Linked DNA regions of Homo sapiens: region 2 is linked to region 1. Evidence: read pairs that join two places in POLR2A ChIA-PET (ENCODE). Cell type or tissue: HepG2. All regions are shown on one strand. Links, peaks and the distances in the headings refer to the core of each region. The heading gives the core; the rest is flanking DNA. Region 1 overlaps LOC105377177 (a long non-coding RNA gene). Region 2 overlaps LOC105377177 (a long non-coding RNA gene).

What was found. ChIA-PET counts read pairs that join two places held together with the same protein. Peaks named below come from ENCODE experiments on the same cell type or tissue, not always from the same donor. Only the 100,000 strongest peaks of a DNase experiment are listed, where the experiment ranks them.
Region 2: POLR2A ChIA-PET joins it to region 1 with 5 read pairs; 2 of 35 experiments call an interaction of 5 or more read pairs at or near these places.

The regions. Positions count from the first base shown.
Region 1 is chr3:80,609,197-80,626,210 of GRCh38, reverse strand. All of the region lies in intron 3 of LOC105377177 (a long non-coding RNA gene), which reads left to right. Among named protein-coding and RNA genes, the nearest start is that of LINC02050, 150 kb to the left of the region's middle. RefSeq lists a silencer at 16,238-16,447. In HepG2, for the core only: no CTCF peak of the experiment used is centred there; a DNase peak (open chromatin) is centred at 7,690.
Region 2 is chr3:80,682,000-80,699,013 of GRCh38, reverse strand. All of the region lies in intron 1 of LOC105377177 (a long non-coding RNA gene), which reads left to right. It overlaps LOC105377176 (a long non-coding RNA gene), which reads right to left. Exons shown (of 3, transcript XR_940989.3): 2 at 16,218-16,327. Among named protein-coding and RNA genes, the nearest start is that of LINC02050, 74 kb to the left of the region's middle. In HepG2, for the core only: a CTCF peak has its summit at 9,969 (motif pointing right); no DNase peak of the experiment used is centred there.

The DNA of each region.
Region 1 (17,014 bases), core at 5,461-10,460:
GGTAGATCACGAGGTCAGGAGATCGATACCATCCTGGCTAACACAGTGAAACCCCGTCTCTTCTAAAAATATGAAAACAAAAAATTAGCTGGGCTTGGTGGCGGGCACCTGTAGTCCCAGCTACTTCAGAGGCTGATGCAGGAGAATGGCGAGAACCTGGGAGGCGGAGGTTGCAGTGAGCTGAGATTGCACCACTGCACTCCAGCCTGGGTGACAGAGTGAGACTCGATCTCAAAAAAAAAAAAAAAAAATGCTTTCAAGAGATCACTTTGGCATACTAAAATGTAACAGTTTTAGCATATTACAATATTAATGTGCAGAATGTTGAAATATTTATATATTGGTTTATAGAAAAATGAATTGCAGAATTCAGACTTTTGCCATTGTTTAGAGATGTGCTGCTTCTAAACATTTTTTCTTCAGATTCACATATTTCATGGTGTACTTAAATATACAGATCTACTTGAATCTACAGATGCACATATTTCACGGTCAATTTAATATATATTATATTTGCTACCTTACATATAAATGTTTCTATATCCTATATATAGACACACATACATATATATATACATACATAGAATATTGTTTTTTAAAGGGCAAATCTCTATTGTTTATAACAGCACAATGGTAACATGCCATACAGTTATAGAAAGCTATGTTATTACATAACTTTGAAAACAAATATTTTCAGATTTTGGCCGCTTTCTGTCTCTGATTGTTTACAATAGACATCTAAATATCTGCAAAATCTGACCCCTAATATTTCTGGGAAATTCTAAGATGTTTCTGCCTTGGTCATAACAGTGTCTGTTTCTACTAGAAATTCTAGTACTTCACCAGCCAACAATATCTTTTTTGCACCCTACAGGGGACAGCAATCTCTGCTGGCTTTTGCCTTTTAGCGGATCCCTGTTTTTCCTCTGAGTACAGCAGTTGCCCAACTAAGGTGCCACTGTCTGTCTTTTCTTGTCCAGGTACTCATGTCTATGGGAAAGTGTGCGTGTGTGTGTCGGGGGGGCAGTGGTGGGAGGACAGTCTGATAAAAGCCTTGTCTTTACTTTGGAATTGATTATAGGAGCCACAATGCTCTACAAGTGTTCAATATTTACATGATTTCTATTGAGCTTTTCTTTTTTATGTCCTTTTCTCAAAAACAAACTGACCAGTACAATTAAGAAATATACTAATAGTATTTTATGGACAAACATTTGAATCATAATAAAATAAAGAAAAAATGATTCCCACAGAAACATATATATATACACATATATATATATCACAATTTATGGATTATTTAATTGTCCCATGAATCAAGGCAAGAGACTCAACAATGAAAGAAACTCCTTCCTTGGTGTCCTCTTTCATTAAATCATTAGATGCCCCAAGTTAAAAGGCCTGAGCTTTGGCATCAGTTATAAACCATGTGATTTATATCCATTATCTAATTTTCCATTCACTACGTAATCAGATGAAAAAAACTAATATTTTTCTAGGGACTATAATTTGTTCAAAATCACTTATCTAATAAAGGTTAAAGCCAAAATTTAAACATATATCTGCCAGATTTCAAAGTCTCTGCTCTCCCCATAATGATATGCTGCTTCCCTTCTGAAAATATATCTAATGACCAGGCTTTTGCCATATCAGGATTCAGTTAAATTATGAAAAGAGTTATCTGAATTTCAGAGAAAAAGATGTAATATTTTTCACGGTACAAAATAAATTGACTATCCTATGGACAATAATGCCAGCTGTACCAGAAGACAAAAATATTAAAATATTTATAATACAAGGTTTAATAACCATTATTTTTAGTAGCAAGTATATTTAAAAATGACTTGAGTGTCACCCACCTTTCTGATGTATTTATCGTATATAATCACACAATGTGAAAAACATTATTTGGTTTGGGGAAAACAGAATACAAATGTTTAAAACATTTTTACCTTCTTTTAAACCCTAATCCATTTGGAAAAAGTATCTTCAATATAATTGTGTCATTAAATCACAAAAATGGAAATTACGTTAACAGCAGGATGTTATCTTTTATTGAGGGCAAATAGCAGGGTTGCTGCTAATGAGAACATCATCAATTTATCAGCAAAAGGTCAGCCTAAAGAGCTCTTTACCTAACTTCTCCCTAAGTAGTTATTTTCCCCTTTTGATGGCATATTGCACTGACAAGCTAGACTCATATGTGGCTATATTATTAGGAATCAATCTCTTTTATAACAAGAAATATGTAATTGCAAGATACACATTGAGTTTGGTAGAATACTCTGAAGTTAATTTCTTTCTCTATACAAGATATTAAGATAATTGTGGTAATGTAACTTTCTTGTTCATTTATTTTTTAACAGTTTGACATTATATTTTAGTATGTTTTCATGCAAACATTTGGAAGGTGTAAAAGTATATTATGTAATGCATAAGTTTATGCATGGATTAAGATAGGCCTTAGTCCACATTGATGTGATTTTTATTCTTATTCTCCTACTTGCTTGCTCTTCTAACAGAAAGATGAAGTGGTAATCAAAATAACAATATCATTTATTGTGAATGTGCCATCTGCCATGCACTAGTCTGTTTTATAAACACCTTTCTTTTTAATTAATAATGACCTTGTAATACTTACAATGATAAATTTTTCTTTGCTTTTCTGTAGATATTTGAAGGCTGTCACAAGAGTTTGTGAATATTTGATTAGAATTGCTTTACTAATGATATTCAATAATTTAGATTCAGGTCTTTGGAATATAAGGCTGTGGAAGTTGTTGATTACATCACTTGAAAGTCTGTGCTTATAACAGCAAAATACAGCACAGAATTACTCTAATTAATAACAGGAATACTACTATGAATAAAAAGTAGCCATTAATTCTTCAAAAGTAAGGCCTAGGGCAGGCAGATTCCATCAGGCACCTCATTTTCCAAACCTGGTCTCATTATGACTTTTGTTTTGAAACGAAGGAGACTAAATAACTGGCCAGTGGGCTAAAACCTAGAGAGAAAAAATTAATTCAAACCTCACTTTTCCAGTGTTGTGATGGTTAAATTTATGTGTCAACTTAGGTAGGTCCTAGTACCCAGATATTTGGTCAAATGCAAGTCTAGATGTTGCTGTGTAGTTATTTCTAAAGGGTAACATTTAAATCAGTAGACTTTGAATACAGCAGATTACCTTCCATCATGTGGGAATGCATCTCTAATAATTACTTGAAGACTCTAAGAGAAAAAAGACAGATGTCTTCTGGAGGACAAGGTATTGGGCCAGCAGATTACTTTTGGACTGGAGCTACAACATGACTTCTTCCCTGGGTCTCCCAACTTCTGGCCGACCTGGCAGATTTGTGACTTGCCAGACTCCAAAATTACATAAGGCAATTCCTTAAAATAAATCTCTCTCTCTCTCTCTCTCTCTCTCCCTCTCCCCCTCCCTCCCTCTCCCTCCCTCTCCCGCTCCGTCTCCCTCTCTCTCTCTTTCTATCTAATCCATACCTAATATTCTATTTGTTATGTTTCTCTGTATAACCCTGATTAACACAGTTTGTGAATATGCCACTGTAACTGAATTTTTAATTTTTTTTTTCTTCTCCAAATGTATATATATGTATACTCAATCTTTATAATTTCGGGTGCTTTTCACCCAGTTTTTTTGATAGCATTTTGGCCTTTCTTTTTAATCACCATAAATGTTTTTCACTTCATCTTTCAAAAACTAAATTGGCGGCCCTCAAACAATTTAGATAGGGATTAGTCTACAGCCCGTATCATCTTCTGGCATGCCACAATGCATGTTGTTTTTTGCATATCATCTTTATTTTTCTCTTTTTGATAGTTATTATATGAGATAAAAAGAGAACCATTTCTCAGTGATGTTACAGACGAGTGAAGGGAGTATACAGATAAGTAAACTCACAATTGTAACACAACATGAAATATGTCAGGGCACATAGATGTTGCACATTTGGGATGTAAGCATACTATTAGAAGGGCCAGAGGAGACTTGCAGATGGAAATGATTCTTAGGCAGATATCTGTAGGGTGAGTAGTAATATTTAAAATAATATATATTACCCTTTGTATGTTTCTGTAACTAGCCTATGTGTTTTGCAAGCATTAACTCATTTAATTTTATCACAAAAAATAATGCTAATTGTTATGATTTCCTTTTTTTTTTTTTTTTTTTTGAGGCACAGTCTCGCTCTGTCGCCCAGACTGGAGTGCAGTGGCCCGATCTCAGCTCACTGCAAGCTCTGCTTCCCGGGTTCACGTCATTCTCCTGCCTCAGCCTCCCGAGTGGCTGGGACTACAGGCGCCTGCCACCAAGCCCAGCTAATTTTTTGTATTTTTAGTAGAGACGGGGTTTCACCGTGTTAGCCAGGGTGGTCTTGATCTCCTGACCTCGTGATATGCCCACCTCGGCCTCCCAAAGTGCTGGGATTACAGGCATGATATGATTTCCTTTAAAAAATAAGGCCAGGCGTGGTGGCTCACGCCTGTAATCCCAGCACCTTGGGAGACCAAGGCGGTCGGACCACAAGGTCAGGAGATCGAGACCACCCTGGCTAACACGGTGAAACCCCGTCTCTACTAAAAATACAAAAAATTAGCTGGGTATGGTGGGAGGCGCCTGTAGTCCCAGCTACTCGGGAGGCTGAGGCAGGAGAATGGCATGAACCTGGGAGGCGGAGCTTGCAGTGAGCCGAGATCGCGCCACTGCACTCTAGCCTGGGCGACAGAGCGAGGCTCCGTCTCAAAATAATAATAATAATAATAATAATAATAATAATAATAGTAATAAAATAGTTAAAAATGAAGAGACATCCAAAAAGGTAAAAGAGATGAAGGCAAGAAGAAAAAGTTATCTTGGTAGAGGGATCAACGTGGGTGAAATCATGGCAAGAGATAGCATGGCAGAGTGCAGCAACTGAGGTATATTTAATGTGACCTGGTTGTTGTTTGTTTTGTGTTTGTGTATACGCTGTGAGTATTTTAAAGACCAGGGAGGCCGGCCACAGTGGCTCACAACTGTAATCCTACACTTTGGGAGGCCAAGGAGATTGGATCACCTGAGGGCAGGAGTTCAAGACCAGCCTGGACAACATGGGGAAACCCCATCTCTACTGAAAAAAAATACAAAAATTAGCTGGGCGTGGTGGCGGGCACCTGTAATCCCAGCTACTTGGGAGGCTGAGGCAGGAGAATCGCTTGAACACAAGGGGCAGAGGTTGCAGTGTCCCGAGATTGTACCACTGCACCCCAGCCTGGCAAAAGAGCGAGGCGCTGTCTCAAAACAAAACAAAACAAAACACCAGGGAATGAGGAATGGGGATAGTAAGCAACGATCCCAGAGTAATAAGCAGAGACCGTGTTTAGCTTTTTGGACTTTACAACAAATTTTCATATCTTTACATGATACAAAAATTTAATATTTTCTTCTATGTATTTTATTTTGTTGGAGATTGTATCCTGATTTTAAAATACGAATTAAAATTATAATTGTGTTGCTGAGTGTATTTTTCTGTACGTAGTTATAAACATGCCTACCTGGTGGTGGTATTGTGAAGATTTTCAGCAGTTTTAAATTTAAACTTGCTTATCCACGGTTGCAAATATTTTTACTAGACTCTTACTTTTCTGTCCCACTTTTTGTTCAGTATCCCATATGAATTTTCAAAGAAAGGGCACTTAAAATTTTCTGGCTCCAGTTACTAATTGACGGACTCATTATATTTACCAAACCTAATTCACACATGAAGTACCTTTTATATAAGCTAAAAGAGAACTGAATTCATATGTATATAATAATGCTTATTACACTGATACCTGATCTCATTTATTTAGTTCCCAGCCTCAATTTCTGCATTTGCCAAAAGCATGAGTAACCACCCTTCACTGTGTTGAAAAAGATAGTAAAAATATATGAGGCAATGTTAGAACTCAAGAGTCTTTCTACAGATGAGTACTATAGTGTATACGTTTCTGGAGTAATGCACTTTTCACATTTTTTTGTGTGTTTATATGGCTCTCTTTTCCTGTATGATTTCAGAAACAATGTATGCAGCTTTTGGGACTAAGTCTCTTAACCTAACAGCATTATTTAGAATTTCAATTCAAAAACACTTAGTTTGGCAAAAATATTTTGTTTTATACAAACAGTTTAGATAACATATTGTCAAAATCTTGTTTCTTTAACTTCGAAAACAGGTTGCAGGCTGTCAATATTGATGACTACATTATATAGGAGTTAGCATATATCATGCTCTTTGAATTGGTGATCTTAATTCTACAGTATATGTTAAATAGAATTTTAGTTTACTAAGATATATTAAACCAGTTAGGGATAACTGCAAAAAGTGAAGATGTAGAAAACTGTGCACATTACAGAGTCTCATGCTATATATTTTTCTATCAATAAATAAAATTACAAAATTAGATAAAATGATTTAACTCCAGTTAAGTGAAGATTGTCATGGTATTTTCTTTAAAGCAACTTATTAAGTTAATTACTTAAGGATTTAATGTTTAATCTGATACTCCTTTGCACTAGTGATAATGTTTAAATCAGTATATTCTTATCAAGCCCTTAGTAGCCTATAATAGCATAATCATATGACTCTAAAAATAAGAATTATAACCAGAAAGGCTTACAGCAATTAAAAGGGAAAAACTAATGTCTCTACCATAAACTATTAGACTTCCATTGTAGTTATTGCCCTAATGTAGGTATCTAGACCCATACATTTGACAGTTTAAAGACCAAAGTTCTCAGAAATGTTTTCTCTTTCCTAACCTGTATTTTAAAATAAGTTAACATTGCTAGAAGGAGTTACAAAAGCACCAGTCAATGCACCCATAGATCCAATCCCTTCCTTCTTTTTATTGTCTATGTCCACATTTTTGGACAATGTCTTTTCACCATGTGCAGAGTGACCAGCTTTACCCCTTAGCTCTATGTGCGCTTGGTCAAGGACTGAAGTAGAAGTAAATAATATACCCGTTCTAAGCCTAGGCTTTTGGAGGTGATTTATGGGTAGGTTTCTATTTGCAAGTGTGTGTCCCTCGCATTATCTTGAGGACGTGCCTAGGCTGTTCTGCTGTCCTGGATGGAGCATTTGAGATGCATGATGAAGGACTGAGTTAAACCAGCTGCCCAGCATAGATAAGCTGAGTAGAATAACTTAATTTTTTTCATTAAGTTTATTTTCCAATTAACAAAAAGAACATCTGTAGCAATGCTTTTGGCTTTGTTAGCTGTAGCAAACTTGCTGGTTTATGCAAAAGTGTAAAAGTGTGACACACATAGATCCAGCTAAACAATAAGAAGAAACTGGTATTTATATACACAAGTATATTTATATACATAAACCATCACATTGAGTAGTTTGATCTCTTTTCCCTACAGGAAGACATATAATCAGCTTTCTTTGTTCTGATACAACCATTCAAAAAAGAAAAACAAAGGAAGGAGGGATGATTTAATATGTGGAAAAGCTGTACTACCAGCAAAGATTTGGTAGTACAACTCTTGCCATCTTCCAATCACACATTGTTCAGATGTGCTTTGTAAAAGAGTGTTTTGATCTTTAACTAGAATTTCAGAGAGTTTTTCAAAGCAATATGGCTCTTTATAATCTTTGTGTCAACGTCATTATCTTTTTTACTTATAGGAAGACCTTTCCCCCTTCATGATGCATAAAAGAAAAGCAAACATTTAAACTTCCTACCTTAGGCAATAATTGCTTCCTGCAAAGTGTCAGCTCATTTGTGAGCTGTTTCATGTACTCGCCAAAATAACGAAGTTATTTTATGTTTAGAAAGGCTCTAAAGATGATCCTTCATGATCTAGTTCAATTGTCCACCAACACTGATTTAATATGTTAATATCGACTTTATCTTTTTTTCTCTAATTTTTTTGTTTAAAGGAAAATCTTCACCATGATTTAAATTAGCCCTCAAAATATAAGTTGCAGAGATAAAGTTTGTGTGTGTGTATGTGTGTGCGTGTGTGTGTGTGTGTGATGTAACACCCAATACTTATTTAATTTGGAAATAATACTTTTTCTATTTATGTGATTTTTAGCAATTTTAACTATATATTATTTGGATTAAAAATAGCAGATAACCTTAAGCAACTTCTGAGGAATCAAAATAATTCAATTTCATAAATAAATATTAAATATATATTAAATACCAGGCACTTTTTTAGTTCATTAATTAATAGGAAAAAATCTTTCCTTTCCTGGAAATTATACTCTAGTTGAAATTTTCTACAGTTGGCACATAATTGTTTTATGATTAATTAATTTATGGCACAAGAACTTATGTAATAATACTACGTGTGAAGTTCTTTTTGACGTTGGGTTATGGTATACAAAAGAGTTATAATACATGTCAACATGGAGTACATTGATTTGTGGGTTGTGGAACAGAGGATGTAAACAATTAACAAATAATTAGGCAAGACAGTACAAGTTGTGATCAGTGTCATAAAAGACATTTTCAAAGAGATGAGAAAAAAAGTAATTAGAAACCACATATAAGATAATCCAAACTAACTTCTCTGGAGCAATGTTATTTGTGTTAAGATCTTATAGATGAGAATGAGCAGGACCTGCAGAAAACTGAAAGGATATTTTGACATATTCAGAGTATTAAAAAAGAGTACAAAATACAATCAAACCTAAGAGTAATGAAAGAAGCACACATCAAGCAAAAATTAGATATGATTTAATATATTAGATTGGCAAATTATTATCTGATAACTTTTGAGAAACGAAAACTCTCATACATTGAAGAAGTTACAGTAAATTGATTATCAATTTGGAAGTATATACTATTACTATTTAGTAATATTTACAAAAACTACTGTGTTCTTTGGAAGTGGGTAATGGGTACAGGCTGGAAAAATTTTGGAGTGCATGCTAGAAAAAGCCTCTATTGTCCTGAATGTACTGGTAAGTGTCACTCTGGTGAAGACTCAGAAAGAAGACTATTGAGAAAGACTCAACCTTCTTAGGGAATACTTATGTAAGCCTGAAGAGAATTTGCTAGAAATAGGAATGGCAAAGACCATTCTGATGAAGTATCAAATGGAAATGAAGCACATATTATTGGGTAACGAAGGAAAGGCCATCCTTGTTATAAAGTAGTAAAATAAAAATGGCTGAATCACATTCTGGTGTTTAAGGTAAAACTCGTGAGTGATAAAACTGGGTATCAGAGGCTTTGGTTCCCAAAGGAAACAAAGAGAAATCAGTTTCTCTTATGATGGATGGGAATTAGTGTTAGGACAATGAATAGCAGCTTACGAATGAGGCAGAATGGAAGAAGTCTCTTAGGCTATGTTCGATTAGACGCTATCGCTTGGTTGTCGCATGCTGTGCATCTGAGATTGCGGATAAGAATTCAAATCTGCAGATCAAACAGATTAAGTAATGAATGATAGACTGTTATTTAAAAAGAGAAAGGAAAATTTGTGTGTAAGTATGGGTTATTTGGAATTAAAACTTTGATTGCTAAAAGAAAATATCAGGAGTAGCTAAATTACAAAATTAAGGAAATACAATAAAATTCACACTTTGAAATACAAATCAATCATGATAATTAATCCAGGAAATCCAATACTATTAATAGCCATTTCAGAGAACATAGAGAAAAGGATGGTTGAAATAATTTGTACAATCCCCTAACCATCTCCTTGCTGCCATAGCCCTCTTTTGGCTGGCAAATTGTTAAATGAAATGAACTAAAATTAAAATGAAAGACTTTAGATATACTACAGATTTTTTTTATTATACTTCAAGTTCTGGGATACATGTGCAGAACGTGCAGGTTTGTTACATAGGTAGACACGTGCCATGGTTGTTTGCTGCACCCATCAATCTGTCATCTACATTAGGTATTTCTCCTATAGCTATCCCTCCCCTTGCCCCCCAACCCCCAACAGGCTCCCTAACCCCCAGTCACTGGTGTGTGATGTTCCCCTCTATGTGCCAATGTGTTCTCATTGTTAAACTTCTACTTATGAGTGAGAACATGCGGTGTTTGGTTTTCTGTTCCTGTGTTAGTTTGCTGTTCCTGTGTTAGTTTGCTGAGAATGATGGTTTCCAGCTTCATCCAAGTCCCTGGAAAGGACACGAACTCATCCTTTTTTATGGCTGCATAGTATTCCATGGTGTATATATGCCACATTTTCTTTATCCAGTCTATCATTGATGGGCATTTGGGTTGGTTTCAAGTCTTTGATATTGTGAATAGTGCTGCAGTAAACGTACGTATGCATGTGTATTCATGGTAGAATGATTTATAATCCTTTGGATATATACCCACTAATGGGATTGCTGGGTCAAATGGTATTTCTAGTTCTAGATCCTTGAGGAATTACCCCACTCTCTTCCACAGTGGTTGAACTAATCTACACTCCCACCAACAGTATGAAAGCATTCCTATTTCTCCACATCCTCTCTAGCATTTGTTGTTTTCTGACTTTTCAATGATTGCCATTCTAACTGATGTGAGATGCTATCTCATTGTGGTTTTGATTTGCATTTCTCTAATGAACAGTGGTGATGAGCTTTTTTTCATATGTTTGTTGGCTGCATTAAGTGTCATGACTAAAACACCAAAAGCAATGGCAACAAAAGCCGAAATTGACATATGAGGTCTGATTAAACTAAAGAGCTTCTGCACAGCAAAAGAAACTATCATCAGAGTGAATAGGCAGCCTACAGAATGGGAGAAAATTCTTGCAATCTATCCATCTGACAAAGGGCTAATATCCAGAATCTACAAAGAACTTAAACAGATTTACAAACAACCCCATCAAAAAGTGGGTGAAGCATATGAACAGACACTTTTCAAAAGACGTTGTTTTTTTCATAAACCTTGTCTTTGAAATGATTTATTTTCATTCTTTGTTTCCATGCTTTACTTGTAAGTGTTTGAGCTTGAAGGGTCGCATGTAGTAATTAATTTATGCTGTTGGTTTCAGATAGATCTAATGCCACTTTTAAGAATAACCCCTTAAGCCAACAGGAGTTTATTATTTGCTTTACTCATTAACACATGCTTAATTATATAAAATTATATGTCAGCATCTATTGATGTGATCTACATTCATTTTCTTCCCTTAAAGTATCACACCAGTGAAATATATTACTATACATCTTAATATACAAATATACAACATAATACATATTATTAGAATAAACATTTGGATTTTATAGGTTTTATTATAATATTGAATACTTTTTAGACATATTAAAAATTATTTTCTACTATATTCATAAATGAAATTGCTCCCTAATTTTATTTGGGATAGCTTGGTTGATGGTTGCTATCAATTTAATAATAATCTGAAACATAACTTTAAAAGATCATCTTTTTCTATAATGTGGAATGCTGTTACTTATAGAATATTGATGTGATTGTGATAATTATATATAAGTTTTACTATTAATATATGTTTTGTTTTACTTATTTATTATATTAATTAATTAATTTATTTATTAATTTATTTATTTTGAGACAGAGTCTTGCTGTGTTACCCAGGCTGGAGTACGGTGGTGTAATCTCCACCTCCTGGTTTCAGGAGATTCTCCTGCCTCAACCTCCTGGGTGGCTGTGATTACAGGCACACACCATCACACCCAGCTAATTTTTGTAAATTTATTAGAGACGGGGTTTCACCATGTTGGCGAGGCTGGTCTCGAACTCCTGACCTCAAGTGATCTGCCCATCTCAGCCCCCCAAAGTGCTGCGATTATAGGAATGAGCCACTGTGTCCAGCTAGTTTTACATTTTATCTCATGATTAGGAAGTGTTTTATTCCTAAGTGTTTATAAGCAACTTATATAATTTTCTTTGAGTTGATTTACTCATCTATAAAGTAGAAAAATTGCCTCAATTGTTTTATGTTTGTTTTTCAAGAATCTGAATTTCCTTTGAAAATTAATGTATTAAATTATTTGCCATAATTATATTCTCTGCTTTTAAATTAACATTTAAAATATAATTTAGGCATAATTTGCCATGTTTACTATCATTTCCTATTTAATTAATGCTTATATAGAAAATTAATATCTACATAGTTATAACTATATCCATTCATATATAGATCCATATCTATATATATGGATAAAAAAAGACAAATTGGAAATAATTACCTTTGTAATTTTAAGTATTATATTTGATTTTTTTAAATGAATAAATTACTCAATACCTATAAAAAGCTCAAAGTAATACTTGACCCATGTTTATTGTGGAATACATGTTATTATCTATTTTTGCTATTTAAACTTTTAGAGTTTTTTTACGTGTCTGTATCTGTGTTTTTTTTCCCTGTGTGCTCAAACTTACAGACCTAAGTGTTCTTTGTTCCATAGCAGAAACCAAGTAAGGCTCCTAAGTGACTGTGGAAATCCTCCACACCTTATTCAATATCAGAGCAAAACCAATGGGAAAGGGATTAAAGTTATTGTGATTTTCAGCTTCCTAAAGATTCTGTTATTTGTGTGGAGAAGAAGTAATATTGTAAGGTGATAGGACATTGAATTTTACATTTATTCAACACAACCTAGATTTGGCTGCTTGTTAAGGTTAAATCCGACAAGAAAAGGGACCTTTCAAGCCAGTCTATGAAATAAGCATTATTGGATGTCTCATTACCATCAGTCCCTCTTCACCAGGTCACTCATAATACCTGTAGCCCCAGCTACTGACTAGGTAGTGCTTCAGTTCTCTTCCTCTGTGTAGGGCTCCACAGAGTCTGTCTATTTTTTGACAGGAGGCATCACTCACGATCAAGATACACTAATGAATCTGTGTGTGTTTGTTTATGTGTGTGCATGTACAACACAGGATTGGGAGTCATACAAATAATCTATTGTGCCTTCCCCTTTTCCCTTCCTCTTTGTTTTGCAATTATGGTATTTGTGGCAGCACAATCAACCTATGTTTTCCATCAAAATATTTTCTAATCTAATTCCTTCAAGTTTCACATATTAGGGAGGGGATCACTCTTTTAATCTCTAGTGACGATTTGAAAATCTCCCTTTTACACTGTGTGACTCATTTATGTAGAAAAAAGGAAAAGTTAAACTTGAGATTAGAATGACATACACATAACATGTAATACAATGTAGCTTCTTTAAAAGAAGTTTATGTCAAATTAGCAAGTGAATAGGACTGAAATTTTATAACATATTTAAAGAATTTAAATTAGTGGCTGATAAAGAATGTATAATTATCATCTTTATGGTAAAATAACATGAACCTATACTAGCAGATTCCAAGGAGTACTTTTTTATCTAGCAACATTTTTAGCATCTAAATTAAAATATTAAAGACATAAAACACAAATCAGTATTTTTATCTTCTATCTGCCTGTTATCCAGAGATCTGTATTCTTTTAATTGCCAACTTCAAATACTTAAACTTTAAAAAGTCCTTAATGACTATATTATTATTCATTCATTCATTCAGTTGATTGAATGATTCAACAAATATATATTTTGTTCCCATTATGTGCCAAGAACTCTCGTAGGTGCTGCAAATACAAATGGGAAATAAATTCCTGCTCTCCTGGAATTTACATTCAACTGGGAACAAACAGAATGTAAACAGGTCAATGTCTATTATGTTAATGGTGATAAGAGCTATGAAGATGAAAGCTGCTTTACAGCGTGGTAAACTGTGGGTTGAGTAAGGTACTATTCCAGATATAGAAGCATTTGAGCAGAAACCTGAATGAAGTGATAATGAAGAAGTCTTTCAGATGTATTAGGAAAAAAATTTCAAACCATAAGGAACAGTAAATGTAACACTGCAATAAGCATGATTGGCACATTCAAAAGTGAAAAAGGAGATGAGTGACTGAGGCCCACTGAGTAAAAAGAGTAAAGATAGAATTTTAGGTCTGGGAAAATAATCATAAGGTTGTAGTAACTGGGACCACCTGGTAAGCAAAGGTAGGGGCATGAGATTTTATTCTGAGTGAGTTAGGAGAGGGATGGGAATTTTTGTTTTTGTTTTTTTTCCAAGAAGTGATGTGATTTGGTATATGTCTTCACTTTAAAATGATCACAACTATGACTGAGAATAGACTACCATAAATCAGTTTTAAAATATTGATAATTAAGCAAAGCATCTAATTCTAAAAGAATATATTAGCCAGTAATTTGTCCAAATTATATATTTGTTTAATGTAAAATCTATTCAGCAGATAGCTCAATAATATTAATGACCTTCTGCCTACCCTTTCCATAACTGTGACTAATATATGTAACTAAGTAAACTAGAGAAATTATGTACTATTTCCTATTCAAAATCTTTGGGATTTGTACTCTAATGAAAACTGATCCTGTTTTTGTTTGCTTCTTAATGTGTGTTGGTTGGCTTTTGCAAAGGTGTGAACGTTTTTGTGCCCTCAAAATTCATATATTCAAATGTAATCACCAATGTGATGATGTTAGACGGTGAGACCTTTGAAAGGTGATTAGGTCATGAGGATAGAACCTTCATGAATGGGATTAATGTCCTTACAAAAGAGGCCTGAGAGAGCCCCAATATTTCTTCCATGTGAGGATATAGGAAGAAGGATGCTGTCTGTGAGGAAGCAGGCCTTCATCAAATACCAACTCAAGATCATTGCCTTGATCTTGGACTTTCCAATCTCCAGAACTGCGAGAAATAAATTTCTGTTGCTTAAAAGCCACCTTATTAATGGTATTTTGTTATAGTAGCCCAAATAAACTAATACAGCTTTATTGTTTTATTTTGTTTAATGTTTTAAGAAACGCTGAATCCCAGCTATTGCAGAATTAACAATGTTTAGTGCCTACATATCTATTTGTTTTTGCTTAGTGCTATTGCTACAAAAAGAAACAGAATCCAAATTTTTAAAATAAAACAAGTGTTTGAATAACTGAAATATTTGACATAAGGATGTATATGATCACATATTCTTGGTGTGTGTATGTGTGTTTACTCTATTTTTGAAAGGTCCATTCGATCAAATCAGTTTTATTTGCATAACAGAGTTTCTTTTTGTATTTGATCTTTCATCAACATGGCTTTTTAAATTTCACAGAAGAAACAGAGCTATAGTATTATTTGTTTGAATTTTTAGAGATAAAACAATCCAAATAAGCAAAATATACTGTTTCTCTAGCTATCTAGGGAAGTTTAGTACAGTTTTTCCAAACTAACATCATAAGTGTGACCGTTTATTAATTATTGTAATTTACACATTGAACATTTATATTCTTGAAATTCATAATCCTTCTAAATATCTCAAATAAGTGAGTATGACTGTAATTTTCATTTTACTGGTAGAGAAATTGAGACTCACAAAGAATGTATAATTTTCCAAAGATCACACAGATATTTGGGGGTATAGACTTTACACTCTACTACTATGTGGTTTTGCACTTCCATGGAAGTACAGTATGCCACACTTTGCATAAAACCATATCCACACCCGAGTGCTGGTGGCTCTCTGCTCTTTTAATCAAGTATTTATCTTTTCCAAAATAGAGAGCCTAAGTGGGCAACTTGGTTGCCATGCCACTTGGCTGTCTTGTAGAAGTGTTCTCGGGCAGCATTCTTCACCAAGTTGTACCTGAAGCTGTTGACTCCTCTAAGATCCAGCTCTTGTAGTTTTTGTTGTAACTCTTACAGTGATTTTTGCCCTAATATGTCAACGTTGGGGTTTGTTTTACACAATATATGAAATATAAGCCAAAGATTTTCAGAAAGAGAACAATTCAAGACTACCAAACAAATTCAAAATTTAATAGTGCTCTTAAATAGTAGGTTTCTAGAGGCACTCTATTTGACTAAAAACTGGTTTGCATAGATTATTATTTATTTTTAAATATATCTTGTTTTAAAGTGCCAGCAGAATGAACTAAACAGTAGAAAGAAAGATGGAAGCATTAGGTTTCGGGAATTTGTCCGTAAGCCCAAGTAATATTTTGTGATAAGATTTGCTAAGAATTTTTTACAATCTTTGCTTAAACTAGATCTGTGATTATTGATAGAGAAAAAGTATAGGCAGGAAACAAATATGTAAATATCCAGTTCGAAATCTAAGGTGGTGTTGTAAATCATAGAGTAGAGCTGATCAGAAGAGAAAAAATCAAGAATAAAGAAGTCATAACAATTTTTGAATTATATTGAAAAGTAAAAGTAAAATGATATCTAAATATATCTGGCAAAAGTAATGAATAATCTTAATGAGAACTATAGAGTGACCAGAGTAAAAGACAAAGGGAACTGGGAGGCGTGGGTGTAGCAAGAGCAGCTGCAGAAAACACTTTTTTTTTTTCTTTTTTTTTTTTTTTTGAGACGGAGTCTCGCTCTGTCGCCAGGCTGGAGTGCAGTGATGCGGTCTTGGCTCACTGCAAGCTCCGCCTCCCGAGTTCAGGTGATTTCCCTGCCTCAGCCTCCCAAGTAGCTGGAACTACACAGAAAATAGATGAGAAGAAAAAGAGAGCTGTGTAGTTGAAGAGGATGCAGGATTATCAAGTTCTTATTTATACATTTAAATATTTATTTAATGGTAGGACTTTATCCATAATGTTGAATAGAAAACAATTTGGAGAAGGCTACATACAATATGATAAAATTCATATACATTTTTTAGTGAAAAATGTATCATATGTACATATCTATTTTTAATGGAAAGATAAGCCTCGAATTTATTAACACTGCCCATGAGCATAAGGGGAAGTACACAGTTAGGTCGGGCAGGGGCACAAAGGGGCATCAGCTGTATTTGTAGCCACTTAGTTTAAAACTATGTATATGTATATAGTGATTATATTAAATTTATAAATATATTTTAATTCCTATTATTGTCTGTAATTGTACTGAAAATTTTTGCATTTGGAATATGAAGTAAACAATCGATGTTAGATTTCTGAGTTGTAAATTTCAATGTTATGGCGAAAACCTAGGTATAGCTTTTTACTTTATCATTCATAAATAATATATCTATAAC
Region 2 (17,014 bases), core at 6,075-11,074, 72 kb before region 1:
ACTATGACAAATTTTAACTTAAAATCAATAAAAAATTATATTTTTGTAGAAAATTGGACAAGAAGTCACTGCAAATCTTTTTTAGAATTAATAAATCAAAACTCTTGTCTGCAATGTTTTTAACAATAGTAGTCATGTATACTGAAATAAGTGCTCTAACACTATCTGTTCCTTTATGTGCTTCATTAATTTTTACATCTACCTATACAATAACGTTTTTTCATTTTGGATATTTTAAAAGACAGTGGAGAACATTGCCCGTTTCTCTTAGTTCAGAATTGCCAGAAATTCCTAAGAGAAAGGGAAAAGAGAAAAAAGCAGCCAATTTGTGTTTATATATGTTTGATGATGTCTGCCTAACTGGTACTTCTGCAGAAGCATCTGTCAAGTTTCTATAGGCTTGGAAGAGGGGAGAATGGCACAAAGGCATGAGATAATTTTTTTTCAAGCACTTATAGAAGCGACTCTTAAAAATCAAATATAATAGCTGAGGACTATAAAAATAGAATACATTCTATATCTATATAAACATAGACTGGTATACACATACATCTTTGCTTCATCTCACTAGGGAAAAATACCATGGGTAGTTATTGTACAAAATAAGAGATGTCAATAAAATGTTGGAAGAAAAACAAGCAGATGAGCAAGTGATAGCAGGACATTTCCCTAGATGGCCTTGGGATGACCTAGTTCTCCTCTCTTTCTTGCTTATAGATCTCAAGAATAACTGTAGAACATGCTGGAAATGCAATATTTTGAATTAGGAAGGACAGCCTGGGCTTTGTTCTCTCTCCCCTAGAAGCAGGATGTCCTTCAAAGTTTTGCCCCATAAGTCACATAGTCTCTGAATTATATAACCTCTGAAAGGGGTGAACTGCCTTTCAGAGTCCCTCAACTGTCGTGCAAAATGGGGCACACACAGTCAAGACTTTTTCTTCTCTGTACTGTTTCTTAAGCCTTGGGGAATCTGCTCATAATTGATCCAGTCTTCTGTGCCTTTCAGCTTATCAGTCAGTATTAAACCTGATTCACATAACTTGTATGTGAGTGAATTCTGTCACACTGGACTCAGATAAATAGGTAACTAGTGCATGATGGACATAAGCAGTAGCCCAGGATGCAGTGGGAATCATTATATAGACTTCAGTTTCTGGTACTTGGCGTAATAATCACCTTTGCTATTCTCCATGCAGTGAGAGTCCTCTCTTGGGATCCGTAATTACTGAGTCTGCTTTACAGTGATACTTTAGTAGGGAAAACAAAGTTGAAAGCTAATTGCTTGCCTAGAGATGCAACACAAGGCAAGTGTATTTACACATAGAATAATAGAATGTTTCTGCCAGTGAAACTCCTAAATACTTGTAAAGAGAGAAGATATGAAAACAAGAAGATTGATTGAAAGTTTGTTTGGACACCAGTTAGAATCCCGAATCCTCACCTTTGCTCCATGCAGCTATGACTTGTTCTTTCTAACAGTGACAACATACAGAAAATATCTTCTCCACTCTTGCTTAAGCAGACAGATGCCATATACGGTAAGAAGACAGAATATGGTGCAGGTAATGTGAGGGCAGTTGATTAAAAGTCAAAATGTAGTAGTGATACTCTTCCAACTTGTATGTCCTTTCTGGATGGACAGCTAAGCTTATATTCCCAGGCAGGGCATATCCTCACATTCTGCTATTTGGTTGCTAAAGTATTATTAATACAGCACATAGGTATACTAAGTAGTAAGACATATGGAGAAAGGACTGTTCTGAGTGGGAATATTTTAATGCTGGAATACGTCATTTAAAATAACATTTCAAACTACAAAAGAAATAATTTTGGAGGGAGTCCATTTTTTTCTGCACCTTGATTTATCCATTTATTAATTTAAACAATTATCTATCACATACTGGGTGCATAATTTTTCCTGCTTTTAAATTGGAATATAGTAATTGTAATGTACTGCAATGAAGACAAATAGAATTTTGTGAAAAATGCAGCTGGAGCATAGGATCTTTCTGGATGGTCAGGGACTGTATGTCTTGGAATTTAACTGATGAATACAGACTCAAGCAGATATGGAATAGGATATAATGTTAAATAAATGCAAATAATTAGATGAGATGGAAGATCAGTTGGCCTCTTCAACCAATGTAGATAAAACTCTGGACATTTTATGACCACAGAATGTAAGTCCGTTCATATTAATGATCAAATGGACAATATTTATTGTTACTAAATAAACGTGCATTTGTTAAGGATAGAACCAGAGCTGCATTAAGAGAAACTAATGTAAAACCAAATAAGCAGTTAGAAATTGAGTTCAGATATATAAGTTCAAAAGAGAAATAAGATAGCCAAAAGAGGACCGTAATCTGGCTGCCAAGCTACAGTAAGACATGCCAGAGGGGCAGAGTTGGAACACAAGAGGAAGTACCTCAATGTAGTCAAACAGGTTAGGACTGAAACAGGTTAGGCAAGAAATAATCACTGGAGAAGTGAAGGTCTGCAGACTTACATTACCTAGCTAATCGTGCTGCACACAAATGTCTACCTAGTGCTTAGTCCACACAATTCCTCATGGCATCAAAAGTTATTGAACTTCTGTGTATGTTTAAGAAATCTAGCCACAGAGATCAATGATTAACAATGGCTGGCAGAGATCCAAAGTCTACATGTTAATGGATGAAACAGACTAGTTTCTCCACCATGAGTAAATCCTCTTTGTCATTTTCTTCTGTCTTTTAAGATACCCATGTTTTTATTTATAGCACTTATAAAAATATTACCTTATTCATATTTAATACGAATTAATTTAGCAATTACAAACCACTTACATTTTCTACCTTCCTTAGCGTATTTATCTTTTCCGTGTAATTTGTCACCTACGATGTTACATATTTATTTGTGAATTTGTTTATTATTGTCTTTTTCACTAGAGTTTAAGCTCCAGTTTGGTGGAGGCTTTTTGTTTTAATCTTATCTCTATGGGCAACACATGGAGCAGGAGCCAAATAAATGTGTGTTGAATGAAATGAATACATATCTGTTGAACTGACTGGGAGAGAATAAACAGTTATTTAAGGATTATTATTTAACATTTGTTTTTCGTCTCTGGATAGCTATCTCTGTAACAATTGAGAGTCTTGTAGTTGTGTTTTGCTTACCATTGCTTAATCAGAGCATATAAAAGACTTAAAAACATTACAGATACTTGTTGAATGAATGAATAAGTGTTGGAAAATCTGACGTGTTTCTACAAACCTGTTAGGACCAAAAGAAGCTGATATATTAATTAAATATTATGAGATTCTGGATTCAGGAGTAATGCTTCAGAAACTAGAGGACAAATTGTGATGCCGAGTTGGAAAGATTATTTTCCACCACTCAACATCCCAGGCATAGAACAGTTTTGTGATATGATAGTTTAGAGGTAAAGTTTTCTGATACTATATATACATATATAATATATAATATAAAAAGTTAAATACACATACATATACACATACCATAGGTACCCTATATATAATATATATTATGTATATATTATATATACAGTATATTATATACTATATATACACAATATATAATATTCAGTATGTATATATTATGTATACATATATTATATACTCTATATACGTACTATATATTATATATAGTGTACACATAGTATGTATATATGTATGTGTATTTAACTTTTCATATTATATATTATATATTGTATATATAGTATAATATATAGTATGTATACATTATATATACATATATACATATATAATGTATATATAGTATATAATATACATATGTATATATTATCATAAACCAAGGTAAGTTATTTATTTTTACTTGAATTTCTTCTATACACCTCCAAATTTCTATGAATTTTAAGTTGTTATACTTTTAAAAATCTATTATACAAAAAACCCTTAGAACCCATTTGTATAGATAACTCCAAGTATCCTCATTTATTTTGCTATATATCCCAAAATACAAGACTTTTCAGTAGTCAAATGTAAAGCCAATAAGAAAAACAATAATTAATAATAGCTAACATATATCATGGCTTATTTTGTGTCAGGAACTTTAGATAAACTATATCAGTGAATTACAGAGCAATTCCTAAGTTTACAAAGATGGAAACTGACACTCAGAGAGGTTAAAATTTTAGTTATAACTACTACTAAAAGAAACTAAAGCTAGTCCTCTGAAGCTGAAAGACTGTAGTCTCAGGATCTTAAGAACATCATTATATTACTAAGGATGGCAAATTTGTATATACAGTTTTTCATAGCTCTCGACCTTTGGGACCTACAACCAATTAGCAAGCTAGTTAATTTCAGGACACATAAATAGAGGAGTAGGGCCGGAGGCAGTAAGTTAAGGCACTGAGGCCAGAGCACAAGGAGGCTGGACTGAAACAGCTTGTATTAACACTTATGCAAAACGTTATTGGTCTTTATCTTGCACTTATACAACAGCTAAAGAGAGTAAAGAGAGGTTCTCTGCTTCCCAATGATACTGCCTCACTCTCTAGGTTGCAATATTTAACATTTTGACTGATAGGAATTCATAGGTAGTAACCTTGATCACCAGACATACCAATACCAGATTGCTGGAGATGCTAAGTCTGGTCAAAGTATAACCTGAGAGGGAAAACTACTGAAGGGGCCTGAATGCTCGTCATATTTGGAAATAATTGTGCATCTATGAGATTGTTGAGTTGACATATTAAGCATTTCTTATTCCTTTTTTATATGAAACCTAATACTGTTTAAGCCATTATACGCTGGCTTTTTAAAGAAAATTTGTACAAGAATAGTAATTTGAACAGCATTCTACTTTTAACTCCTACTGCCATAGAAAGTAATGACTATATAGCTGTCTATGGCAGTAATGTAACAGCATGAGATCTTGCATTAGTTAATATTAATATTTCCTTAAAGGATACTTATTTTGTAATAATAATAAATGACAAATGTCAAAATTAATTCTTTTTATTCCTGTACTTTATGATTAATGTTTAAGGAATAAAGCATATGTAAGTATCAGAAGGTAGTTGAATGACAACTTAGAACAGAAACTTAAAAAGGAAAAACTAATTTATTAATATACACCATAAACTATATAAATGTGACTACATCAAACAATATGAAAAAGTTAAATACAGAATATGCCTCCCAAAAGAAGTTACACAACATATTAATACAAAATAGGCTGGGTGCAGGGGCTCACACTGGCAATACCAGCCCTTTGGGAGGCTAAGACAAGCAGATTGCTTGAGCTCAATAGTTCAAGACCGTTGGGTGACATGGCAAAACCCCATCTTTATAAAAAGTACAAAAAATTAGCCAGGCATGGTGGTGCGTGCCTGTAGTCCCAGCTACGAAGGAGACTGAGGTGAGAGAATCACTTGAGCCCAGCAAGTCGAGGCTGCAGTGAGCCATGATTATGCCACTACACTCCAGCCTGGGTGACAGAGTAAGACCTTGTCTCAACAAACACACAAAGAAACAAAAAACTTAAACAGTACGTTAGAAAGATCACTTATCATGACCAAGTGGAATTTATCCCTGGGATGCAAGGATGATTCAACATACGCAAATCAATCAACATGATATATTGTATAACAGAATAAAAGATAAAAAACGTATGATCTTTTCAATTGATGCTGAAAAAAGCATTTGATAAAATTCAATGTCGCTTCATGATAAAAGCCCTCAAAAAACTGGGGATGACATAAACATACTTCAGTATAATAAAAGCCATATAAGACAGACAGACCCACATCTAGTATCATACTGAGTGGGGAACCTTAAGACCTTTCCTCTAAGATCTGGAACAGGATAAGAATGCCCACTGTCACCATTTTTATTCAACATATTACTGGAATTTCTAGTTGGAACAATCAGACAAGAGACATATATAAAGGACAACCAAGTTGGAAAGGAAGAAGTCAAATTATCCTTACTTGATGATAATATGATCTTATATTTGGAAAAAACTAAAGACTTCACAAGAAAATTATTAGAACTGAAAAACAATAAAGTTGCAGTATACAAAATTAACATACAAAAATCAGTAGCATTTCTATATGCCAGCAGTGAACAATGTGAAAGAGAAATTTAAAAAGTAATCCCATTTACAAAAGCTACACATAAAATTAAATACCTTGGAATTAATCAAAGAAGTGAAAGATCTCTGTAATGAAAACTATAAAAACATTGATAAAGGAAATTGAAGAGGACCCCCGAAAAACGGGAGAATATTCCATGTACATGGATTGGAATAATCAATATAGTTAAAATGTTCATACTACTCAAAGCAATCTACAGATTTGATACAATCCCTATCAAAATGCCAATAGCATTCTTCACGGAAATAGTAAAAACAATCCTTAAATTTATATGGGACTACAAAGACCAGAATAGCCAAAGCTATCCTAAGCTAAAAGAACAAAACCAGAGGAATCACATTACCTGACTTCAAGTTATGCTACAGAGCCAGCATGACACTGGCATAAAAACGGACACATAGACCAATGGAACAGAATAGAGAACTCAGAAACAAATCCACACACATACAGAAAACTCATTTTTGACAGAGGTGACAAGAACATACACTGGGGAAAAGACAATATCTTCATAAATGGTGCTGGGAAAACTGAATATCCGTATGCAAAAGAACCAAAGTAGATCCCCATCCCTCACCATACACAAAAATCAAAAGAAAATAGATTAAAGACTTAAACCTAAGGCCTCAAACTATAAAACTACAAGAAACCATTGGGGAACATCTCTAGGACATTGGTCTGGGCAAAGATTTCTTGAGCAATACCCCACAAGCCAGGAAACGAAGCCAAAATTGGACAAATGGGATCGCATCAAGTTAAAAAGCTTCTGTTCAGCAAAGGAGACAATAGAAAAACTGAAGAGACAGCCCACAAAATGGGAGAAAATATTTGCAAACTACCCATCTGACAAGGGTTTATTAACCAGAACATTTAAAGGAGCTTAAACAACACTATAGGAAAAATACCTAATAGTCTGATTTTTAAAAATGGGCAAAATATTTAAAATATTTGAATAGACATGTCTCAAAAGAAGATACACACATTGCAAACAGGCATGTGTAAAGGTGCTCAATGGGCCAGGCACGGTGGCTCACGCCGGTAATCCCAGAAGTTTGGGAGGCCGAGGTGGGTGGATCACCTGAAGTCAGGAGTTCAAGACCAGCCTGGTCAATATGGTGAAACCCCGTCTCTATTAAAAATACAAAAAACAGCTGGGCGTGGTGGCAAGCGCCTGTAATCCCAGCTACTCGGGAGGCTGAGGCAGGAGAATCTCTTGAACCCAGGAGGCAGAAGTTGCAGTGGGCCGAGATTGCTCCATTGCACTCCAGCCTGGGCAACAGTGCGAGACTCCATCTCAAAAAAAAAAAAAAAAAAACACAAAAAAAAAAACAGAAAAGAAAAAGTGCTCAACGACATGGATCATCAGAGAAACGCAAAGCAAAAGTACTGTACTCTATCATCTCATTCCATTTAAAATAGCTTATATCCAAAAGACAGGCAATAGATGTGGAGAAAAGGGAATCCTGTACACTGTTGGTGGTACAACCACTATGGGGAGCAGTTTGGAGGTTTCTCAAAAAACTAGAAATTGAGCAGTCCATAAGATCCAGCAATCCTACTGCTTCATACATACTCCAAAGAAAGGAAAACAGTATATGAAAGGGATATCCACACTCCTCTTTGTTGCAGCACTCTTTACAATAGCTAACTTTTGGAAGCAACCCAAGTGGCCATCACCGAATTAATGGATAAAGAAAATGTGGTACATATGCACAATGGAGTACTATTCAGCCATAAAAAGAGTGAGATCCAGTCATTTGCAACAACATGGATAGAACTGGAGCTCATTATGTTAAGTGAAATAAGCCAGGCACAGAAAGAGAAACATCACATGTTCTCACAATGTGCTTATTTCACATTGCATGCCTATATCAAAATATCTCATGTACCCTATAAATATATAGATCTACAAATTACAAAAATCTTAAATAATTATTTTTAAAAACTCTTTTCTCAGAGAACCCATTGAAAATTGTGAAATCCCTATCAAAACAAAATTTTGGGTCCACAGGTATATTGCAACATCATTTGAATGTGTTTTTCTTTTAAATTATTTTTATTTATATGTATGATACAGTCATTTTTGGTTGTCACTAATTGATACTCTTGAAGTATACGTCTCTTTACTAGTAGTCTATCATCTTTCCACTGATGGATCACTCTCTGTTATCTTATTAGAAAAATTAAATTCACTTCTCTGCCACACAATTATTTATTTAAAATAATTCTTGTTTGAAATACTTTTATTCAGAGTTCATATTTCTTTAATGAATTTTTCACTGCATCAAATCATGATGTAATGGATTTTATGTACCTCGGGGCTAAAGTACATCAGAGTAAATGGGCAGTGAAATTTGAGGGCATCTTTCTTAGGACATTAAGAAAAAGGAGACTATAGTTTGAAACGTAGTTTCTTATTGGTTAAAAAAGATTCAGAAAATTTATACCTCAAAAATGAGTAATTTATTAAAGATGTCTGTTATGTCTAATTATTAGAAAGCATGGCAAATTATTTGAGATCAATTAAGAGGAGAACATTTCTTTCTAACTTGTATATAAATAAAACATTTGAAAGAGATTATATTTAATTTTGTGGATAAGCACTGCGATAATAAATATATTGTCTTTTTTTGAATTTATGAATTATTGGTAAAAAGTTATATTCAGAAATTATGTATCGGAATCTCTCTCTGTTTCTTTCTCAGTTGCTTTCTGTCTCTGTCTTTCTCTCGCTTTATCTTTCCCCCGCCCCAACACATATATATACACGCATACACACATAACATATATCTCAATATATCTACACCTGCAGTGAATTTCAACATGGAGTGGAGCTAATATTTGGGTTGAGAAATAAGATTTTGGTATGTATGTACTTTTTAAAAAATACTCTATATTTTCACATATAATGACTGGTGATATTTTAGGTAGTATAACTAAACCATATTATAGTAACACATGCTTTTTGACACCAGGATCCTTGCCTAACTCATGGCTTTATTCTTAGGTTTATTAGAGTAACTGCCTTATAGATAGATAATAAATAACTATTAAGTAAATACTCAAGTGTTTAAAAAATGTGAGTAATTTCAGGAGGAGGATAGTTTTAAATGTATTTAAATACTTTGTTATAATTATGTTCATTAAATGGGAGTTTTTTTGGTTTGTTATATATTAAACTTCCTAATTTATAATATTTAAATCAAATAAAAGACCTGAACGTATGTTATACAATCTGAAAATTAAATGATGAGAAGGTTTTCCTTACATTTATAATTTATTGCATAACATTCACATTGCTTTTTTAAAAAAAGCATTTCTGCGCGATTGAGAGAGAATGAGGAAAAAGTAGAAAAGAATAAATATCAATTAACTCTTGTGATATTCTTTTGTATTATTCTAATAAACTACTCAGAAAAAATACTCCATGTGCTATGTATTATTGATGGTGCAGATGGTAGTGAAACATTGAATAATTATTTTTTTAAAAATATTCACCTGAAACTCAATTCTTTGCTTTTTATTCATTTAAAAGCTTTGGGCTTTTGTCGTCTTTGCTTTCTATTGTATAAATACTTACAAACAATTAATAATCCCCTCTTCCAACTCCTCAGCTAATTCATCTTTCATGTAACTGAACCAAATCTTGATTTTGAAAAATTATCAACTTTATACATTAAATATTATTTATATATAATACAACATATTCTATTTGCATAGAATGTGTAATACAATATATCATATTTATATATGATATATTATAAATAATATAATAATAGGTTTTTACACTTTTGAATATTTTCACATGTAGCAGAATCATACTGGCTAAAATAACCTACAAATCGACAGCAGAGGGCACCCATTTCCTGCTTTGAAGAAAAACTGAAATCCTTCCCTATAAACATTTTTCCATAAACGTGTATTGCTTTGTCAGTTTATTTAGAAAAGAAAGAAAGGGTATTTGCTTTTTCTCCCAGAAAACATTAAGAAAGAGAAACAATTGATAAATACTTGTGGTGGAATCAATTATGAACATAAATTAAACTCAAATTATAAAACAGTAAACAGTTTCTAAAGAATATAAACATAAAAATCTATTATCTATTTACCTTCATTATCATCATGTATAATTTACCCATAATTTTTATGTATATTTATATCTATGTACCTATAACTGTTACTTATGCTTATTATAGTAAATCCTTACCTCCGATGTATTATTATTGATAACAATCTTTGTAATTTTGTAGAACAACTACACAGAAATTATCTGCTTTAATTTAAATAATTCTACTCATCTACTGTGCATAGTTAAATCCGTGTATGCGCATGAGTGTGTGTGCGTGAGAGAGACAGAGAGAGAGAGAAAGAGACAGGAAGAGAGAGTGAAAAACTGTTTAATATTTTGGAGTTGTCAAGCATTTTGATATAAATGAATTATTAGACTCTTTTTTACACACATTTAAGAGAAAGGAATAGAGCCTTTAATGCAAATAGACACTTTTCAGTAAATCACTAAAGATTTTGAATTTAATATGGAATTCAATAAAAATTTTTGCATTCAATTTAGCTTTAAATAACTTCCTTTGGTTTACATTGTATTTTATTTTATTTTTATTTATCCAATAAAGAACAGGAGGGAATATTATCGATTTGATAGCCAGAGGCTTATAAGCGAATGAAGTCAGTCTCTTTGGCGTTTGCCCTGCTATCTTTTTGGAATAAATTGTCCCTTAATTGGTGAGCGTAGAGAATATTATTTTAATAAATATTTAATGAAAAAAGATGTTTTATCTATTCATTAGACACCTTAGTAATATATGCTCATTAGAAGAAAATGAATAAGAGTATTTAATATTCTTTGTTTACAACAGATGACATAATAGAATATATTAATATATAAGCTGTGACCTTCACACTTTGCCAGTTTTAGAAACAAGGAGTAAGTTGCCCTCTCATACTCTCTTCTATGCTTTATGTTAATTTATTTTCAGCTACATAAATTAAATTAACCTTTAGTGATAGTCATATATAATCTGTAATTAGAAATATAAATATTTTAAGAGTTTTTTTTCTTAAAGTTAAAAATTTTAAGGTTAAAAACATTGATCAAAAGTGAGTATTGTAAATAATATATTTAATCTCTAATATGTTGAATTTTTAAGGAAATAAATTAATAGGAAGATGTCTATGAAGCACCCATGATTCGTTTTCTTGAAGATATAATTTTACATTTGGAAAATACCCATTGAATTCAGTTCAATGAGAAAAATAAGTAAAATATACACAAATTTAAATAGAAATTGAAAATTAAGTATTTAGTTAATATTGTATACCAAAATTGTCTTTTATGTATTCCCACTAATTTATTGGTACATTAAACATTTCAAATTTTTAAATTAGAATTTAATAAAATCTGTAAGATATGAATGATATGTGACTTCTATATATAAGTTTGAATTATAGTAATGGTGGTTTTAATTTCCTTTGCTTAAAATTAAAATATTGATGATTATATGACTGAAAAGTTTTTAAACAGCATTTTTGAGACAAACATCTGAAACATTCACTTGTGAAAACTTTTTTAATATTTAAATAAAATATTTAGAATTTGATTATTTTAATTTCATAATTAGAGATAAGTTAACAAAATGGAAGAAAAGAGTTTATATTGTTTATTGAAATATGTAATTATTTTAAAGATGTTTTTGCTGGAAATAAAGTACATATTTTGAGCTCAAGTTGCTACTCTCAGAGGTAGATATTATGCTGTGAATGATGAAAAGAAATTAATACATCCTGAATAAAAATAAACAATATTACATTAGTCCTACTGCTCACAAAACACTTTTGAGATACCTAAAGTTATGAAACATACTAAACTCTTCTTAAAATTCTATGATAAATATATTATTATTTCTCATAGCTAAACAAACAATAGTGAGAAGCAAGACATGAAACAGTTTTCTGAAGATTTTTGTTTTGGACTTTATAGTCTTATGGAATAGAAAAATTATTCCCTGGACACTAGAATTGAGACATAAATTTACATGTTTTAGAAAGAATATGTGCTTGATATTAGTAAACAAAAAAGACACAGGCACAATTAGGTTTGTTTTTAAAAATGTTAAAGAGTTAAGGTTTTATAATTGATAACTCCTGTCTGTATATATTTCACTATGTATTTTCCATAGAGCTATACATTCTAAATATCTTTCATTATGACTGTTAGCTATCTCCATATCTTCAAAACTATTCTTTGATATTTATTATATTCAACTTTCTTGTATAGTGCCATAGGCTTAGCAATGAAAATATGTTTAGTATGAATAGTAATGTTGATGAAATAGTGGCATTAGTTTTCCAGTTGGTAGATGTTATACTTTTCCTTCTCTGATTTGTCTTTTGTGTTCTATTTACCATCTATTTAAAAGAAAGTTGATTTTAATCATATAGATTTTGGCAACAGTTTTCTATGCAAAATGACAGCTGATTCAAATTGTCAGCAGCCTTATGAATCAATGCAGATAGCCACATGATTGATCCAGTTATTTCAGTCGGTATAGATTTTGAACAAAGCATCAGCTGTGCCACAATCTATTTGGCCCCAGAAACTGCATCATTTTTCTAGGCCCTATCTTTTAGAAACGGAGGTGCTGGACTGAATACAAATTCGCAAAAAGTCATTTAATCAATAAAGCAGAAGGCAATGAATGACAAGTAAACCTGTGTGGACAGGAACAAGCCAACTGCTCTTTATGGTAGTAAATATGAGACAAAGCATTCCTAGTGTTAAATAAAAACAATCGTGTTTTAGAATAAATAGCTTATTAGTTAATTAGGATGAATAACCAAAGTCCAATTAAAGATAGTCAAAATATTGTAAGAACTAATAATGCAAGGTGTTAGAGGAATAAGAGTAGATTTTTAGCCTTATGTTTAGCTCTTTGCTTTATCACTCCCTTCACATCCAGCTTTTTCTGTTTCTTTTAATGGCTGAATCACAGAATTGCAACTTCAATCACATTCAATTTATATTTTTCTTTTTCTTCTTCCATTCAATTAATATGTCATTAGATATTCTATTACTATCTCGACTACCAGCCCCTAAAAGACATTGTACAAGTTGCTTGTCACACTGTATCTCATTTCATTTTCCTATGTTTATGAGGTAGGTTATATAACTAGTTCTTGGTCTCAGATAAAAGCATTACAATGTTCTCATAATGAGTAAATAAAAAGCAAGGCCCTGAATTCAGGCCTATCTTCCTCCAAGATAATTTTAACAATGACATAACACTGTACCCTGAGAAATTCAAAACTACTTTTCTCTTCTGTCCATCAATGCTTCTCCATTTTCTACCTCCACTAACTTAATCTATTGTGTAATTTGTTTTGAAATTGTTTGCTATCTCTGATATCTCTCAAAATGTAATCTATCCTACTAAATATAATTGGAATAATCTTTCTATATCATATCTGTGCTCAAAAGAACTTTAAGAATTGCTTAGAATTAAGAATTTTTAGTAAAATTAAAATGTTATTACTCAAACAAAAATTGAATAGAACTTTCCTTAGGCAAACATATCACTTTTTAGAATACAAATATTGTCAGAGTAATATTTCAGACTCAATGTCTAAATCACGTATTTTCTTCTTAGAAGTTGCTCAAGTATATTTTTTCTGAACTGGATTTATACTATAACAAATACTTTTATAATGTCTTCAAGAGAAGAATTCTTTAATATATGATATAAAACACTTGAGAGCAAAAGAGGATATGTAGCTTTTTAAGTTGGCATTTGAGAACAACAACCAAAAAATCTCTACATTATTTATATTCCCAAGCAGAGGGATAAGAAGCTTTCTACTAACAAAAATGCTTCATATAAGTAAGTTTGAAATAGCCTGATTTGGCTTTCATGGTTGTAGAATAATAAGTATCAAAATGGTGAAAAACATTTAATAACTCTCTGTTGCAGGAAAAAATAGAGAGTTATTTACATTGTTCTCTTAAGTCTTGATATTTTAGATAGTTTAGTCAAAATAATTTCATATATTTTCATTATGAAAGTGAATACTTTTTCTGTAAGCCTAAACATATTATAAACTAGGAAAAGTTATTGGACACTGTCAATTTTTTACTTCATGTGAGGCTGTACAAAATTTACTTTGACATGAATAATGCCAAAATTTGAATAAGTGGACTGTGGCCTTTGAATTAGAGAAGAATATGTACCAAATCACCAATCAGCACTGTCTAGTTCAAATAGAATCCTCCTTGAAAAGTGTCTGAAATGATTTCTAATCATAAGAGGAAAGATGATTTGAGTTTTAATACATTTTCAAGCCCATTTTTTTTAATATTGATGTACTTCTTCTTCTTTTTTTTTTTTTTTTTTTTTTTTTCAGACAGAGTCTTGCTCTGTCGCCCAGGCTGGAGTGCAATGGTGTGATCTTGCCTCACTGCAACCTCCACCTCCCGGGTTCAAGCAATTCTCCTGCCTCAGCCTCCTGAGTAGCTGAGACTACAGGCGCCTGCCACCACACCCGACTAATTTTTGTATTTTTAGTAGAGATGGGGTTTCACCATGTTGGCCAGGCTGGTCTTGAACTCCTGACCTCAGTTGATCTGCGTTCCTTGGCCTCCCAAAGTGCTGGGATTACAGGCATGAGCCACCACGCCCAGCCATTGTACGTCTTGAGCAATAAAAATTTAAATTAAATACTTTAAATTTTAGTTTTCCAATTAAATAAAATGTATATGGACTTAAAACTTGAAACCATCATTCTCAGCAAACTATCGCAAGGACAAAAAACCAAACACCGCATGTTCTCACTCATAGGTGGGAATTGAACAATGAGAACACATGGACACAGGAAGGGGAACATCACACACCGGGGACTGTTGTAGGGTGGGGGGAGGGGGGAGGGATAGCATTAGGAGATATACCTAATGCTAAATGATGAGTTAATGGGTGCAGCATACCAGCATGGCACATGTATACATATGTAACAAACCTGCACGTCGTGCACATGTACCCTAAAACTTAAAGTATAATAATAATAAAATTTAAAAAAACTTGAATTATTGTTAAATCAGAATTATATACCTTATTGTTTTTACTATAATATTAGGAATTTTTTTAAAGTCAAAATTTTAGCATTTTTTTCCAACAATTATTAAGCAATTTTAACCTCATTTAAGGACTCAAATACACAGCTAAATATCAGCTGTGACTTCTTTTATTACTATTATCTACCCCATATTTAATTTAATACACTTTGTACTGTTTTATTGACTGGATCTGTATGTATGTCTCTACAGTCTAGTGAAATATTGTTATACCCCAGCATCTATGCATGAATGTAATATAAAATATTTATTGGCACTTAAATATCTGCCAACCTCAGGAACATGTTCTATACCTATAATATCACGTCTTAGAAACATAACCCAGTTAAGTAAATGTGACTATGTGACAGATGGGGTTATGTTTAGACAGCTAATTAATTTTTGTAATTTTATAATGCTTGTGACGAAAATGAGTTTTGAACCCAAATGTGTTTGTGTCCAAAGACCAGGTTATTAAACATGTTACAACCTTATTACCAAAGAATATCACATAAAATAGCTTCTCACTAAATGCTTAACGTGTTTATACTTATCTAAACCAGGGATCAGAAAACTCTGGACCATGGGTCAAATGCTGCCCACTTCCTGTTTTTGTAAATAAAGTTTTATTTGAACATATTCCTATTCATTAATTTATATATTGCTTATGGGTTCTTTCCCAGTACAGTGGCAGGGTTTGTCAGTTACACTAGACATAACATTACCCACAAAGTCTAAAATAGTTACTTTTTAGAAAAAGCTTGCCAATCCTTGATGTAAACTATATTACATCTGTAAAAAGGTACCTGTGACTGTATATCAACATAAAGAAGATGACCACCTAGATTTTATGATTTTAGTGATTATAAATTATGTAATTGCCTTCCCTAAATACCTCCTTAATCCACTGTGGTAGACTGAATAATGCTACTCCCTTCCAAAAATGTCCACACCCTAATCCTCAGAATCTGTTAATGTTACCTTATATGGCAAAAGAGATCTTGTCAGTGGGATTAAATTAAGAATGTTGATGTCGAGGAGATATTCCTGGATTATTCAGGTGGGTCCCAAATATAATCATGAGGGTCCTCCTAAGAGAGAGCAGATGATCAGAGTGTATCAGAGAAGATGTGACTGCAGTAGCAAACTCTTTGTGATATGCTTTGAAGATGAGAAAAAGGCACTGGCCAAGGAATACAGGGGACTTAGAGGAGCTAGAAAAAACAAAGAAATGGAATCCCTCCAGAGCCTCAAGAAGTATCCAGCCTGGTGACACCTTGACTTTGGCCAAATGAAATTGATTTCATACTTCTGCCCTCAATTGGTGTGGTTTTAAGCCACTAAGTTTATGGTAGTTTGTTACAGCAGCAATAATAAACTAATACACTCTCTGACTGAGACCTGAAATCTTTTGAATTTGTAAGACACATTTTCTATCAGAAAATTCTTATTGGGTAACAATGATACCTTTGAACATCTGACAATAGCAATGGATAATTTCCACAGAAAATTTTGAACATACATATATACATAATTTTTTGCATTTAATTTCAGAGTTTAATATATCCCCCATATAACTAATTTGTGGACTTCCTCGAGTTCTATGGGCTTCAAATGCTGTACCTGTAATTAATTGGCTTGGTTATAGCTATCAAGAAAATGATGACAATTGTGCTTTATCTATTTCTCTATCAATATATGTTGGTATTGTTTATCTGATTTTATGTCTCCTCCCTCTAGAAAGAAAACACTCTGAGAACATAGGCTTGGTCTTTTGT